Regions from separate parts of the Homo sapiens genome. Here region 2 is linked to region 1. The links are chromatin loops, found by intact Hi-C in ENCODE. Cell type or tissue: PC-3. All regions are shown on one strand. Links, peaks and the distances in the headings refer to the core of each region. The heading gives the core; the rest is flanking DNA.

Region 1 (2,939 bases), core at 323-2,822:
GAGCGAGACTCCATCTCAAAAAAAAAAAAAAAAAAAAAAAAAAGATTAAAAAAAAAAAAACCCAGAAAGTTTAACCATGGAGAAAAGACTAAAAGTTGTTACCACACCCAGTCTGACTTTTCTTCAACTATTCTTCTGATGGCAGCTTCAAGAGATTACCCGGGAGACTTTTATCTGCCTACTAAGACCACTTCTGTTCACGGTGAATTTCCTGTTCCTCACCTTCCTGTAACCTATACACAAACTATAGTTTGTCCTTGGTCTCATTCAGCATTCAGAGAAAATAATTTACAAACCATTGTCTTGTTTTCAGGCTCATTCATTCCCTCTAAAATAATTTACTAACCCTCTAAAATTTTCTACAGCCCCACCATCCCAGTTTCCCTCTCCCCTACATAGAGGACATTTAAGCCTCAACCATCTGGCCCTTCTTTGAGTCTCATATTTTATACGGTTCCATTTATGTCTTTTCTCCTGGTAATCTGTCTATTATCAGTTCATTCCAGTGAAACTTCAGAGAGGGAAGAAGGGAAGCTTTCCTACAATCCCTACACTCCTTTCTGACTATTTCTCTGCTATCTTTGATTGAGCATACTGTAATTAAAGTGGGATTTGATAAGTGTGATTCTAGGTAAGATACTCAGGTAGGCTAATTTATCTTCCAGTTTCTTTCAACACCTTGCTTTTTCTTCTATTCTTCTATCTTTTAGCCTTTACATAAACTCCTTTCTTTAAACATAATCCTTGATTTATTCTCATTTATCTATAATTTGGAAAATTGTCTGATAAAGTCATTTTGGCTTACAATGATTTTATCTGGAGAGGAATTAATTTCTATCCTGCTCCCATCTACTGCTGCAGGCTGATCCCACATCTAGCCAAGAAAGGCAGAAGAGCTTACACACTTCACTATCTGAAAGCATCAGATGAGCTGGACCAATGCTTGAAATAAGATGTTTCCCCTTAGCAACTAAAATTATTCCTATAGATGACAAATACCAGGGTGGGGGCAGGCATTCCTAGACAGATGCATAGAACTATAAAGGGAAAGAAAAAAAAAACTGAAGTAGATTCTGAGATATGCTAACTCTGCTTCTGTTTATGGGCATGAAAAGTCTTTTTCCTTGGAGGACTGAATGTTAAAGATGTGTGTGTGTGTGTGTGTGTGTGTGTGTGTACCTCTGTGTAAAAGCATATGAAGATGTATGTTTATGTGTGTATCTGAGCACATGCATGTACTCACGTAATTAACTCATTATCTGGATAATTTTATATTAGAAATATTATAAGAAATTCCTCTGTGACTGTGTGTGATTCCTTTTCCTTTCTGATAATTTACAGTAATTACAAGTCTTTCTATGGCTGTTTAGTTTCAAAGATGATATCTGGGTAATGCTAGAAGCCAAAGTCATATGCCTACACACTCTAGCAGCCTCTTTTGTCCCAAGACTACCTAAATTCCTACCTGGATTATCCTCTAGAGGGAGCGAGAGGAAAAGAGTGCATAGTGATTATGTGTATGGTCTGAGCCTCAGAGAGGTCTGTATTAAGGTCTCTACTATTTAATGTCTGTATAAATTGGACAGATTATTTGGCCTCATTAAAACTCATTTTTTTTCATTTGTAAATAGAGGACATGTAACTGAGAAGCTTGTGAGTATGAAATAAAACATGTAAACTAGCATAGTGTCTGACATTTATTAGGTGCTTACTGAATGTTAATTATTATTGTTATTGCCATAATGATTATTACTAGTACTTGATTATTACTACTACCAACACCACTAGTATAACAATCAGTACATGTAGTCTTTAATGTTTCTATTGTCCCTTGGAGTTTCTGTAGTTAATAATCGTCAAACACATTACAAATTTGGATATCAGAAAGGGGATATTTTATGTTGGCCATTTTAAGTAAAAGATGAAATTTTATTAACTCGAAAGAGTGCCCTTTACTCATGTCAACTTTCTATTAGGAAATGAAAAGTCGGTTTGTAATAGGAACAATTGTTCCTGATTTATGTGTTTCAGATATGGCTATGTGACTGTCAGATTTTATTAATGTGAGACTCACCTTTAAATGTGATAATGAAATATTGACTAGGAAAGAACACTAAGTACGCATTTCAAGATGAGTTTCTATGATTGAAATTTTGTTTAAAAAATCAACTTGAAGAAAACTACCATTTATTAAGTATCTATAGATGTCAGATACTCTTTTAGATAAGTGATATTTTATGACATTTAAAAAATATTTATATTTACTGATATTATCCTGAGTGTACACATGAAGTTTCTGAAACAGAGCATATTATTATTTATTTTATTTTTATAGATTTAGGTGGTACAAGTGCATTTTTGTTGCAGAGACATATTGCATAGGGGTGGTCTTGGCTTTTAGTGTAAACATCATCTGAAAAGTGTAAATTGTACCCAAAAGGTAATTTCTCATCCCTCTCCCCCTCACACCCTCCCATTTTTGGGTTCTCCTATGTCTTTTGTTCTACTCTGTATGTTCATGTGTTTCACTTACAAGTGAGAACCTGCAGTATTTGACTTTCTATTTCTAAGTTGTTTCACTTAAGATAATGGCCTCCACTTCTATCCATGTTGCTGCAAAAGACATGATTTCATTATTTTTCATGGCAGAGTAGTATTCTATGGTGTGTATTGACCATGTTTTCTTTATCCAGTAGTCCGATGATATGGACACTTAGGTTGATTCCATGACTTTGCTATTGTCAATAGTGCTGTGATAAACATGAATGCAGGTGACTTTTTTATATAATGATTTCTTTTCCTTGGGGTAGGTACCTAGTATTGGGATTGCTGGGTTGAATGACAGTTCTATTTTTAGTTATTTGAGAAATTGCCATACTGTTTCCATAGAGGATGTACTAATTTATGTTCCTCCCAACAGCATTTAAGTGTTCTTTTTC
Region 2 (2,939 bases), core at 349-2,848, 820 kb after region 1:
TCAAGGAGAAGGAGTAGCTAACACAAGTCTTTGACACAGACATGGCATATTGAGACGCAGCAGAGGCCAAAGTAGATTGGAAAAAGGAGGAAGCGGATGACTTGTTGATAATTTAGGTCAGTGCTGAATAGAATTATAATGTGAGCCACAACTGCAAGATATATAATTTAATTTTTTTCTAGAAGCCTCATTTAAAAACAGGTGAAATTGATTTTCATACTTTTTATTCAACTTAATATACCCAAAATATCGGGAGATATTTTACATCCTTTTTATTAGTACTAATTTTTCAAAACCATTGTGTGCTCATCACTTACAGCACACCTGAATTCAAACTAGCCACATTTCCAATGTTCAATAGACACAAGTGGCTAGGGACTACCATATTGGACAGTGCATATATAGATCCTTGCAGACATTCATAAAGACTTTGGCTTTTATTCCGAGTGACAATGAAGCTGTTGTGTAGAGTAGTGATCTGGTTTTTATTTATTGTTTACAAAGATCATTCTAGCTCCTATGGGGAGAAAATAAACTGCAGTGGGACAAGGGTAGAATTAGAGAAAACATTTAAATCTTTATTGAAGTGACCTCATCACTTGAGAATAGAAGGGAAAAAACAAGCCTCTTTTTTTTTTCTTCCTGCACAGTGTCTGCCCCTTTCCTTATTTGTAATAAGTAGAAGCTTTGGGAAAAGATTTTTATGTAAATTTAATTTTATATGTATTCAGATTCCTGTTATTTGTGGGTGTTATTTGTGGGCGTTTCCCAAAGTCAGTGAAGTAATTTTCTCATCTCACTTTAGTTCTGAAGATACATGACTTTTAGAGGAGGTAATTTTCTGGGAAATCTCTATCAAGAACTCACTTTTTTATTTTCAAAACATTAAGTAATAAGTTATAGGAATAATTTTTAAAAATGTCAATTGGATGTAAGGGTTGTTGAGGAGGAAATTTTCATGGAACTAACATTGAAGAAAAATAAACATAATTGCATACCAAAATATAATAAAAATCTATATACTGTGTTAGAGGAAAGAATACACAAATATAGGTAATTCTATAATAATAACTCTGGAAAAAATGTCTCATATAGTTGCTGTTCTTATCTAAGCAAGAATGTGCCAATAAGTATACTTGTGAACCATCTCATAAAATCTCTGTGAAGCACCTCTATAGTGGATTTTGAGAAAAAAGCAATAATAAAATCCTTCTAAAATTATAATAGTTTACAAAGAAAATTACAAAACTGATTTTCTGTCTTTCCTAAACCCTTTAACTATTTCAAATATGTCCATATTAGACTACAGTAACATATGAATTATTTGCCACCTTCTCTGAGCTGTAGCTACTGGAACATAAGGTATCATCTGGATTCACAGTGAAGACAGATTTCTTCTTGTAGAGATTGTGTTCCTGTGGCTTTGGAAAGACTTTAATGTCAACCACCCCAAGACAAAGTCTGCTATACTTAGCAGAGAGTCTTTGAGCAAACTGCTCTAATGGGACTACATTAGATATTAAAACTAATTGGAAAAGGTTACTAATAACTTTAAAATCACAGAAAAGGCGCAAGTGACTTTAAAGGGTGGAATCATTCTTTGATCATTTATGAAAGTAAAAGGTCAATATATACATGAATGTTCAGTTTATGCTTCTGTTACAAGGTATAATCAAGATTAGGCTTGTACTGACACTTTGAATCAGGATTTTACTAAGCTATTTTGAATGTTATCATTTTTTCTTGACAGATCAAGGCTGAGTTAATTTCATTTGTGTGAAGCAACTGTGGCATCTAGTGGTTAATAATCATAATGGTAATTCAGTTTGTTCCTAAGGGATAAATTGTGTTACAAAATATTTTTATATTGCCAAGGAGTATTATAATCAGAGGGACATAATAAGATAACAATTTGATTCTATTTTTATTTTCTCAGAAATCAGCATGAGAAGATGATCAAAATTCATATATTGAAACATGAAAAGGTAAATTATTTATGGCATATCATAAAACTATGTAAGTTTCAGAGCCTGGTATTAATCTGCATTTAATCACCATGAAAATATTCCAGTAAATTTTTTTACACTGAGCAGATTTGATGCTACCAAAGGTTTATTAATCAAGAATTACTTTTTAGGTATGATAATGCTATTGTAGCCTTGTTTTTTTATACAAAGAGTCCTTATTTTCTGAAATACATACTGAAATGTTTATAGATAAAATGGTATGATATCTGGGATTTAAATATATGGGATGGAGGGAGGTGCTAAATGGATGTAGATGTGAATAGGGTCTGATTGGCCAGGTATTGATTACTATTAGGGTAGGTAATTATCTTCAGATAAATTTGGATCTCTATAATAAAAAGATTTTTAAAAAATACTTCATTTGTTTAAGGTCAGAACATACTCTTCATTTATTTTCTGTAGATTTACCTAACCAAGATATGGTCCACTTGTTTAAACAATCAGTGAGAAGATCAATTGAGGAGGAAAGAATGAAACTCCTCCTGTCACTTAGGAAAGGGTCAAAAAGCAATCAATTGAAATAAAAACATCCACTTCTTCCAGCCCTTCTTGGCCCCATGACAGTCTGAGACATAAGCAAAATACTCGGTCAAGCTTTTACAAAGAAAAAGGGACTATTTACACATGAGAATTTTTTCGTAAGTAGTAATAGTCTCTGATTAGGTAATGGGCTGCAAAATCTCAAGTTCCTAATCACTAAACTGAATTTATGCTAAAAAAAAAAGATTTTTATTTTTAATTGCCTCCGTTCACTACTTTCCTAAAATATGAATAATCTCCAATTCAATATTTCCTATCTCGGAAAACTTAAAATAAAATGCATGTGCCACCTTCTTTCTGTTGCTTTAATTGTCAACCCTGTTAATTATTGGTTTCCTTTCCTGTCCCATAGATCTGTGCTGTTCAGTAGAG

What was found. Peaks named below come from ENCODE experiments on the same cell type or tissue, not always from the same donor. Only the 100,000 strongest peaks of a DNase experiment are listed, where the experiment ranks them.
Region 2: it touches region 1 in a loop (8-fold over the local background); 10 of 110 quality-filtered maps call a loop at or near these places.

The regions. Positions count from the first base shown.
Region 1 is chr5:130,719,098-130,722,036 of GRCh38, reverse strand. No RefSeq gene overlaps it. Among named protein-coding and RNA genes, the nearest start is that of HINT1, 440 kb to the left of the region's middle. In PC-3, for the core only: a CTCF peak has its summit at 1,482 (motif pointing right); a DNase peak (open chromatin) is centred at 1,486; H3K27ac peaks cover 599 bases.
Region 2 is chr5:129,898,507-129,901,445 of GRCh38, reverse strand. It overlaps CHSY3-AS1 (CHSY3 antisense RNA 1), which reads left to right. Exons shown (of 3, transcript XR_002956248.2): 2 at 1,937-1,985. Among named protein-coding and RNA genes, the nearest start is that of CHSY3, 4.5 kb to the left of the region's middle. In PC-3, for the core only: a CTCF peak has its summit at 1,792 (motif pointing left); no DNase peak of the experiment used is centred there.